Linked DNA regions of Homo sapiens: region 2 is linked to region 1. The links are chromatin loops, found by intact Hi-C in ENCODE. Cell type or tissue: OCI-LY7. All regions are shown on one strand. Region 1 overlaps PTGES2 (prostaglandin E synthase 2). Region 2 holds the start of CIZ1 (CDKN1A interacting zinc finger protein 1).

Region 1 (5,000 bases):
GCTACCCACGCAGAGCCGGGCTGGCTTCGCGGGGGCGGCGGGCGGCCCGAGCCCCGTGGCTGCAGCTCGTAAGGGGAGCCCGCGGCTGCTGGGAGCTGCGGCGCTGGCCCTGGGGGGAGCCCTGGGGCTGTACCACACGGCGCGGTGGCACCTGCGCGCCCAGGACCTCCACGCAGAGCGCTCAGCCGCGCAGGTAAGGCCTGGCCCGGCCGGGGATGGGGATGCTGATCAGCGCCGAACTCGGGACTCCTGGGAACCCGCAGGGTCAGGAGTTGCCTCTGCCTGCTTGTGACCTTGGGCGAGTGACTTGGTCTGAAGTCTCCGAACCCTCTGTATTCTTTTGTGTAAAATAGGGGCACTCCTGATGCCTACTACCTGGAATTGTTCGAGTTCTCATAAAATCGTTCTTCTACCGTGGTTTTTTTTTTTTTTTTTTTTTTGGTTTGTTTATTTATGTTTTCGAGACAGGGTCTCGCATTATCGCCCAGGCTGGAGTGCGATCGCGGCTCACTGCAGCCTCTGCCTCCCAGGTTGAAGGGATCCTCCTGCCTCAGCCTCCCGAGTAGCTGGGACTATAGGCTCACCCCACTGCGCCCTGCTAATTTTTGTATTTTTTGTAGAGATAGGGTTTCACCATGTCGCCCAGGCTGGTCTCGAACTCCTGGCCTCAAGTGATCCGCCCACCTTGGCCTCTGAAAGTGCTGGGATCACAGGCGTGAGCCACTGCGCCCAGCCTTTACCATGTTTTAAGGAGACTTTTTTTTTTTGAGACGGAGTTTTTTTTTGCTCTGTTGCCCAGGCTGGAGTGCAGTGGCGCGATCTCGGTTCACTGCAACCTCCGCCTCCTGGGTTCAAGCAATTCTCCTGCCTCAGCCTCCCCAGTAGCTGGGATTACAGGCGCCTGCCACCCAGCCCGGCTAATTTTTGTATTTTTACTAGAGACGGGGGTCTCACCATGTTGGCCAAGCTGGTCTCGAACTCCTGACCTCAAATGAGCCACCCGCCTCGGCCTCCCAAAGTGCTGGGATTACAGGTGTGAGCCACGGAGCCCAGCCTCTACCGTGTTTTAAGACTTTTTTGATTAAGAGATGGGAGATCACAGGAAAGGGAAAGCCTTTTTCACTTTCCAAACGTTCATCATCCTCTCTCCCCACTGCCCCCAAATCCTAAGGCTGTGTATTTATTTAGTAGTAGTGGTGGTACCTTTATGGAACTGATGACTTAGACTCCAGGCTGAAACAGGAAGAGGTAGAAAGGTGCCCCCCCCAAGTGGTGACCCCCTAAGTGGTGGCCCAGCTGCCTTGAGACACTTTATACCTACCCCACACCTTGCAACTCTTCATTACTTGACTTCCCACCACCCGCCCACAGATGCTTATTTGCTGGACCAGAGGGAACAGAGGTGGGTAAAAAGGGCATGGAGTACTCTGTGTCTCCCTTCCTGCCTCCACGGTCCAGCTTCCCCTCTGAACACAGGGGGATGGTCTACAGTTGTGGCTTCCCGGCATGAACGTGCAGCAGGCTCCCCTGGGGGCTTTCCTGCGGAGCTTGCCACACGCAGGCCTTGGCTCAGATACCACCCTCCCCCTCGGATATTTGAGATAGACTTTGGCTGGAGGATCACATGAACCCCGGAGTTCAAGGCTGCAGTGAGCTGTGATCAAGCTACTGCACTCCAGCTTGGATGGCAGAGTGAGACCCTGTCTCCAGAGAAAAAAACAAGAAAGAGATTGGAGGTAGACCCCACTGGTGAACATGAGCCTGGGTGGTAGCCCAGCTCTGCCCCCAGAGGTCCCTGGGGTTAGAGGAGTGAGAGTGAACAAGTCAAGTTGAAACAGTTGTTCCATGTCTGTGGGAGTGGGGTGTATACCCTGGGGCTGTCTGGTGTCCCCTTGGGACTGGAGTGAGAAAAGAGGGGTCTGTCCAGTATGGGACAGAGACTAGAAGATTCCTCCTACACAACCTCGCAGCAAAGGGTGGGACTCCTGCTTGGGGACCGTGCTGGCCAGGGGCTTAAACCTGGGCTGCTGTCCAGTGCCTCCCTTTCCCCTACCGCCCCCTTCCATCTCTAGTTCCTCTTCCCGATGTTCTAGCGTCATTTCAGAAGACTCCTCTGGAAAACACCCTTGGGGGCAGGGCCTGGGCCTGGGGGTGCCAGGTCTAGAAGCCTTTTCCGTCTGCTGCCCGCAGCTCTCCCTGTCCAGCCGCCTGCAGCTGACCCTGTACCAGTACAAGACGTGTCCCTTCTGCAGCAAGGTCCGAGCCTTCCTCGACTTCCATGCCCTGCCCTACCAGGTGGTGGAGGTGAACCCTGTGCGCAGGGCTGAGATCAAGTTCTCCTCCTACAGAAAGGTGCCCATCCTGGTGGCCCAGGAAGGAGAAAGCTCGGTGAGCCCCAGGGAACCCCCTGCATCCTTCCTCCTTTCCTGGGTTGTCCTGGAGCGCCCCCTAGCCTGGCCTGGCTCTGCAGCCTGGGAAGGAACTTGTGATCCTTGTGCCTGTAAGGACTATGGGGGAAGTAGCTGCATACGGTAGATGCTCAATAAATGTAGGCTCTCTCCTTCCGTACCAAAACCAAACACCTGCTGGGTCTCAGGGAGGCAGAACACCACAGCTTAACAACATAGATTCTGAAATCAGCGATCTGGGTTTGAGGTGTGATTCACCCACTCACTAGCTGTGTGACTTGGGGCAAGTCACTTAGCCTCTCTGCGCTTGCTTGCTTCATGAGTCAACAAGGGACCATATTCTGGCTTGCAGGGACGGCAGATATGAAATGCCTGGCACAGTGCTTGGGGTCTAGTATGTAGCTTCCAGAACCCACCCTGCCCCTCTACCTGGGAGGCCAAATGGGTGAGTGGGCTGGGGCTTAGACCCCACGGCTTTCCCACACCTTCCTCCCCATTGGCCACAACCACGTCTCCCTACTTAGGATGGGTGCCCTGAGGGCAGGGCGGGGAGGACTCCGGGCATGTCCCCAGGAATGGATAAACAATGCCCAGAGTGTCTTGTTAAAGAGCCCCTGGTGACTCCCAGCGGCTGGGTTGCAACCTCTGATTAAACCACCCTTTTCTCTTCCAGCAACAACTAAATGACTCCTCTGTCATCATCAGCGCCCTCAAGACCTACCTGGTGTCGGGGTAAGGAGCCCCTCGGAGACCAGGTGGCCATTGCTTTTGGTGGCTTCCTCCAGGGAGGCCTCCCCTGAGTTCCCTCCTGGGAGCACGTGGAGCTGCTGCTTAGATTTCCAGAGTACAGAGTGGCTCGCACCTGTAATCCCAGCACTTTGGGAGGCCGAGGCAGGCAGATCACCTGAGGTCAGGAGTTCCAGACCAGCCTGGCCAACATGGCGAAGCTCCATCTCTACTAAAAATACAAAAATTAGCCAGGCATAGTGGCGAGTGCCTGTAGTCCCAGCTACTCAGGAGGCTGAGGCAGGAGAATCGCTTGAACCCGGGAGGCAGAGGGTTGCGGTGAGCCAAGATCGTGCCACTGCACTCCAGCCTGGGTGACAGAGCGAGACTCCGTCTCAAAAAAAAAAAAAAATGATTTTCCAGAGTAGCCCGTGGCCGTCCTCCTCCAAGCCCCCTACTTTGTCCTCCCCACACCTCCCTCTCTTGGGGAGGTAGCCCTGGCATCTACTCCAAATCCCTCTTACTGCAAGAGTCCGGAGAGCCTTTGTTGGTCCTGGCTCCACTCTGAGGCTGGGGCAGCGGGGTTGGTCGGCCACAGGGGACGGAGGGGGAAGGAGTTGGGGTGATATTGTGGCTCTCTCCGAAGGCAGCCCCTGGAAGAGATCATCACCTACTACCCAGCCATGAAGGCTGTGAACGAGCAGGGCAAGGAGGTGACCGAGTTCGGCAATAAGTACTGGCTCATGCTCAACGAGAAGGAGGCCCAGCAAGTGTATGGTGGGAAGGAGGCCAGGACGTGAGTGGGGCTGGGGCTGGCGGGGGAAGGTGGTGACCGCAGGGGTCTTCTGTAGAGTAGGACCAAGCTGAGCAAGATGGCGTGAGCAGGGAGCAGCATGGGAGACCAGCGGGGCTGGGGCCGGGCCATGCCGGATTTCAGTAGAGACCTTCCTGCAGCCGGGCGTGGTGGCTCACTCCTGTAATCCCAGCCTGTTGGGAGGCCGAGGCAGGCAGATCACCTGAGGTCAGGAGTTCAAGACCAGCCTGGCCAACATGGCAAAACCCCATCTCTATAAAAATGCAAAAATTAGCTAGGTGTGGAGGCACACACCTATAATCCCAGCTACTAAGGAGGCTGAAGCAGGAGAATCGCTTGAACCCAGGAGGCGGAGGATGCAGTGAGCTGAGATGGTGCCATTGCACTCCAGCCTGGGTGACAGAGCGAGACTTTGTCTCAAAAAAAAAAAAAAGACCTTCCTGCTCAGGCTTCAGCTTCCCGCCCGTGCAGTGGGTATGTTCTAGAGAATGCAGCCTGCTCCCAACACAGCCCGGGTCCTGGCTTAGGAAGTCCCTCCCGTGCCCGCAGGGAGGAGATGAAGTGGCGGCAGTGGGCGGACGACTGGCTGGTGCACCTGATCTCCCCCAATGTGTACCGCACGCCCACCGAGGCTCTGGCGTCCTTTGACTACATTGTCCGCGAGGGCAAGTTCGGAGCCGTGGAGGGTGCCGTGGCCAAGTACATGGGTGCAGCGGCCATGTACCTCATCAGCAAGCGACTCAAGAGCAGGCAAGTGTGTGTGCACATCCGGGGCCTGCTGTCCCCGAGCCTCCGGTGCCACGAGCAGTGGTGATCCCATCACACCCCTCAGGAGACCAGCGGGAGGCCGAGGCCTAGGGCAGGTGGGAAACGCATTATGGATTATGGGTCCCTTGGCCAAGATGGGACTTGGACCCAGAGCTCCTGCTCACCTCCCCTGGGGACAGCAGGGCTGGCCTTGAAGCCGGAAGCCTGGGCCCTGACTGGCGCCTCCTCTGTGGCTTTCTCCCTGGCCTGGTCTCTTGCCTTTACCACAGCCTCCCCGTCTGGGA
Region 2 (5,000 bases), 67 kb before region 1:
CCAGCTAATTTTTTGTATTTTTAGTAGAGACGGGGTTTCACTATGTTGGCCAGGCTGGTCTCGAACTCCTGACCTCAGGCGATCCACCCACCTCAGCCTCCCAAAGTGCTGGGATTGTAGGCGTGAGCCACCATGCCCAGCTGAGGCTGTCCTTAAAAAGAAAAAAGAAAAAATATATAAATATTTCCATGAACAACCTGCTATCTTGTAAAAGTCTCATTTCTGATTATTTTCTTAGGCTAGACTCCTACAAATGGTGTTATTGGGTCAAAGGGCAAAACATGTGCAAGATTCTTTTTTTTTTTTTTTTTTTTGAGATGGAGTTTTGCTCTTGTCACCCAGGCTGGAGTGCAATGGTACGATCTTGGCTCACTGCAACCTCCGGCTCCCAGGTTCAAGCAATTCTCCTGCCTCATCCTCCCGAGTAGCTGGGATGACAGGCGTCTGCCACCATGCCCGGCTAATTTTTGTATTTTTAGTAGAGATGAGGTTTCACCATGTTGGCCAGGCTGGTCTTGAACTCTTGACCTCAGGTGATCCGCCTGCTTCAGCCTCCCAAAGTGCTGGGATTACAGACATGAGCCACTGCATCGGCCCAAGATTCTTGATATAAAATTTGCAAATTGCTTCCCAGAAAGATGAACCAACACAGGAAGTTAGTGCTGGCTTTCCACCTTCACCAGCACAAGCATTATTTTTAGTTTTTTCACTTTGGCAATTTGCTAAGCTCCTTCTGTGCCAGGTGCCAGTGCTAAGCATTATGTAATGTCATCCTTACCACCCCGGGAGGGGGCACACATTTCACCAAGGAGGAAACCAGCTAAGAGGCCTCTCCCCCAGCCAGTGTCACCTAGCCACAAGGCAGGGGAGTCACGATTCAATCCTGGACCTCTCCAACGCTAGCACCCAGATCAAGGTGTTAACATGCTTGCTTGGCAGCCTGGGCAGTCTTTGATTTTTATTTTTTAAAATGGAGTCTCACTCTGTCGCCCAGGCTGGAATGCAGTGATGTGATCTCGGCTGCAACCTCTGCCTCCCGGGTTCAAGCGATTCTTCTGCCTCAGCCTCCCGAGTAGCTGAGATTACAGGCGCCCGCCACCACATCCGGCTAATTTTTTTTGTATTTTTAGTAGACACGTAGTTTTACCATGTTGGCCAGGCTGGTGTCGAACTCCTGACCTTAAGTGATCCACTTGCCTGGACCCCCCACAAAGTGCTGGGATTACAGGGGTGAGCCGCTGTGCCCAGTAGAGCCTGGGCAGTCTTGACTCGCCCCTCTCTCCTCACTGCTTCTGTCTTGGTTTTCACGGGAGCGGGTTTTCTAATTGGCAGATTTGATGCTGTCACTCATGAGGTTCACACCCTTCTCCAGTGCTCCCTACCCTTAGAGGATAAAGCCTACTTCTCAGCCCAGCATTCGAAGTCCCCACCCTCCAGGCTGCCTGTTCACCCATAGGCGCCGACGTCCCCGGGGCCCTGGACGCCACCCTGCGCTCCGGCCTCGCTGAGTCACTTTCGCGCCTCTAAGTCCTAGCTCTTCCACGACTAGTCCAGGTTGAGTTAGGCTCCTCAGCCGCCGCCCATCTGCCGCAGAGCCAGTCCAGAGCTTTGGAGCGGCGCTCGTCACATGACTGCAGTGATTTATGGACGCGCGAATTCTGCTGCCCGAGCGCCCTCCGTCAACGCGCTCCGCCTGCCCGGGTCTGCGCGCCGCCAGTGCCCCCGCGCGCCCTGCCCGCCCAACGTCGGCGCGGAAGGCAGGGCGAGGAGTCGCCCAGGCTGTGACACGCACAAGGCAGGGAGCCACAGAAAAGGGAGCCGGAATTGCTACTTAGTCCAGGAGAGGTGGCTCACCCCTGTAATCCCAGCACTTTGGGAGGCCAAGGCAGGCGAATCACTTGAGGTCAGGAGTTCGAGACTAGCCTGACCAACATGGTGAAGCCCCGTCTCTATTAAAAATACAAAAATTAGCCGGGCGTGGTGGCCCGCGCCTGTAGTCCCAGGTATTCTGGAAGCTGAGGCGGGAGGACCACTTGAACCCAGGAGGCGGAGGTTGCGGTGAGCCCAGATCGTGCCACTGCACTTCAGCCTGGGCGACAGAGTGAGACTCCGTCTCAAAAATATAAATAAATAAAAAATAAATAAAAGAATTACTACTTAGTAGCCAAGGATTGTTACGGCGCGGGGATGGGGGGATACAGCGGTTGTTAAGGGGGTTCTTGGGGGCAGGACCATTTTAGGTGCAGGATAAGGGAGCAGGGCTCTGTTTTCCTCTCCTTTTCTTTTTAAAATTTTTACTTTTTTTTTTTTGACAGCTCTTGCTCTGTCGCTCAGGCTGGAGTGCAGTGGCGCGATCTCAGCTCACTGCAGCCTGTGCCTCCCGGGCTCAAGTGATCCTCTTGCCTTAGCCTCCCGAGTAGCTGGGACTACAGACGCCCGCCACCACCCTGGCTAATGTTTGTATTTTTTGTAGAGAGGGATTTCGCCATTTTGCCCAGGCTGGTCTTGATCCTCCAGCCTCGGCCTCCCAGAGTACTGAGATTACAGGCGGAAGCGCCCGGCCCCTAGGGCTATTTTTTGATAATTGGCCTCGACCCTCCTCACCTACTCCTTCCTTAGCCAAATCTACTGAGAAAAGACTTGGAGGGGGACTCTCCCTCCACCCCTCCGTGGGCAAACTCCTGACGGACTGTAAGACCTTGGCCGCCCTCTCGCCTGGCCTGGGTCCCTCGAATGAATGTACATCCGCCAACTGCGCGCCCCCTCTCACCGCAGCCCCGCGCGGGGCCCCAGGATCGCAGGACCGCGGCGGCCGCAGGGAGGTGGGTTGGGAACAGGAAGGAAGTCCCCCTCGATGCCCCGCGGGATGGCTGACCCTTCCGGGCGGCAGACGGACCTTGGTCTCCGAGCCTCCCCTTCGCGATGCGGAGGACGCGGGACAGAGGGTATGAGCCGCCCAGGACCCCCTCGCACCTGCTAGCGCCCCGCAGCCGCCCCCCAGCGTGACTTGTGCACTGGGCGGGCTCGGGTGGCGCGGCCGGAGGCGCCTGGACCTCCCGTCCCCCAGAGGGCGCTGCCCCGGCCGGCCCCGCCCGCATTTGGGCCTTACGAGCCCACAGGCCCCGGAGTAGCAGCGGGGAGGCCGGGAGCCCGCGGGCCGGAGCCGCCCGGCCGAGGCGTGGGGGCTGCGGGGCCGGCCCATCCGTGGGGGCGACTTGAGCGTTGAGGGCGCGCGGGGAGGCGAGGTGCGGGGCCGGGGGCGGCTGGGTCGTGGGGCTCCGCCTGCGAGCTGGCTGTGTCTGCGGAGGAGGCGGCTGGCGGGGTGGGAGCGGGCGGAGTGGGGCGCGAGGAGGTGGCGGTGGTGGAGAGAAGCCGTCCCACGGAGCTCAGGACCACGGTGACCGGGTTGGACGGGTGCCGATGTTATTGACACCCGGGGGCCCAGAGAGGGTTGCGGTATTGAAAAGGGGCTGTGAGTGAGGAAGTGATGGGCGCAGAGAGAGGCTGAGGCTGAGGGTGGGAGGATGGAGCCGCCAGAAATGGAGAGATGGAGGGACTTGAAGGAGGGGCTGTTGGCAGTGTCTGGGGGGCATTGGCAGGAGGGTGGTTGAATCTTGCCCCTAGCAGGACTGGAGGTAACTTGGAAGGATGGGCCAAGCGAGTGTGGCAGGCTCTTGGCAGGACTGGGAATGCAGCTGTGAAGCTCCTCAGCAGTCTCTGCGGGCTGTGGCTGCGGGGAGTGGCGGTGGATGGGAGGGGAGCAGGCCTGACTTATGGTGGGGACCCCTTGCCTCACTCTGCTTTCTGCCCCTAGCCACCATGTTCAGCCAGCAGCAGCAGCAGCAGCTCCAGCAACAGCAGCAGCAGCTCCAGCAGTTACAGCAGCAGCAGCTCCAGCAGCAGCAATTGCAGCAGCAGCAGTTACTGCAGCTCCAGCAGCTGCTCCAGCAGTCCCCACCACAGGCCCCGTTGCCCATGGCTGTCAGCCGGTGAGTTCCCCTCTCGGGCGCGATGGCTTCAGCCTTGCTACTCAGACCCATGTCTCGGAGCTCCCGATCCCCATCCTTTTTCCCAGTGCCATCCCCGTTTGAGTCCTGGAGATCACCAATTCCAGCCCCAAGGGGTCCTCTGTCTACCACAGAGTGGGGCAGAGAATGGAGGTGAGAAGCCTTGGGGAAGAAGGAAGGTCTGACTTTCCAAATAACCCTCTGACACCCCCTCCCAACACACAGGGGGCTCCCCCCGCAGCAGCCACAGCAGCCGCTTCTGAATCTCCAGGGCACCAACTCAGCCTCCCTCCTCAACGGCTCCATGCTGCAGAGAGCTTTGCTTTTACAGCAGTTGCAAGGTATGGATGGCCCCAGGCCTCTTCTCAGTCTCTTTTAGTGGTAGCTCCCTAGCAGCGCATTGCTCTAAATCTCAACTCCACACAGCCACCCTGAGAGGGAGCTATTCTTGGCATCCTAGTTCACTCATGAGGACACTAAGGCTCCAGGAGGTGAAAGTCCCTAAGCTGCTAATTTGAATGCAGATCTGTCTGATTGCAGAGGTGTGTCCTTGGCCATGGTGCTGGCTCTTTGGGCAATACTCAGCACACTTCACTCACATTCAGATTAGATGCCATCTGACAGGTGAAGAAGCTAAGAAGGGAAATCATTTGCCCTGCATCAGCAGTGGCTAAGCTGGGCCGATGCCTGGGCCTCTTGACCATCCAGATGTCTGAGTGGTTGTCTCTAGCCCTGTGCATTAAGTCTGTGGCCTTGTCTCAATTTCCCAATATGGAGAGCAGTCTCAGCTCTTCCTTCCAAGATGCTGCTCCTTTTTTTTTTTTTTTTTTTTTTTTTTTTTTTTTGAGACAGAGTTTTGCTCTGTCGCCCAGGCTGGAGTGGAGTGCAATGGTGCAATCTTGGCTCACTGCAACCTCCGGTTCCCGGGTCCAAGCAATTCTCCTGCCTTAGCTTCCCGAGTAGCTGGGATTACAGGTGCCCGCCACCATGCCC

What was found. A loop is a pair of places that touch in the nucleus more often than their neighbours do. Peaks named below come from ENCODE experiments on the same cell type or tissue, not always from the same donor. Only the 100,000 strongest peaks of a DNase experiment are listed, where the experiment ranks them.
Region 2: it touches region 1 in a loop (2.8-fold over the local background); 13 of 110 quality-filtered maps call a loop at or near these places.

The regions. Positions count from the first base shown.
Region 1 is chr9:128,122,632-128,127,631 of GRCh38, reverse strand. PTGES2 (prostaglandin E synthase 2) reads left to right here. Exons shown (of 7, transcript NM_025072.7): 1 at 1-193; 2 at 2,191-2,388; 3 at 3,082-3,140; 4 at 3,781-3,930; 5 at 4,498-4,698. Among named protein-coding and RNA genes, the nearest start is that of PTGES2, 2.6 kb to the left of the region's middle. RefSeq lists a silencer at 1-162 and an enhancer at 303-382. In OCI-LY7, CTCF peaks have their summits at 2,238 and 2,444; a DNase peak (open chromatin) is centred at 2,441; H3K4me3 peaks cover 2,402 bases; H3K27ac peaks cover 2,204 bases.
Region 2 is chr9:128,189,677-128,194,676 of GRCh38, reverse strand. It overlaps CIZ1 (CDKN1A interacting zinc finger protein 1), which reads left to right and starts at 3,105. Exons shown (of 17, transcript NM_001131016.2): 1 at 3,105-3,245; 2 at 3,815-3,989; 3 at 4,233-4,348. The coding sequence starts at 3,820. RefSeq lists enhancers at 1,037-1,551, 1,552-2,067 and silencers at 2,955-3,122, 2,910-3,349. In OCI-LY7, CTCF peaks have their summits at 2,839 and 3,046 (motif pointing right); DNase peaks (open chromatin) are centred at 2,766, 3,076, 3,876, 4,446 and 1 weaker place; H3K4me3 peaks cover 2,538 bases; H3K27ac peaks cover 2,054 bases.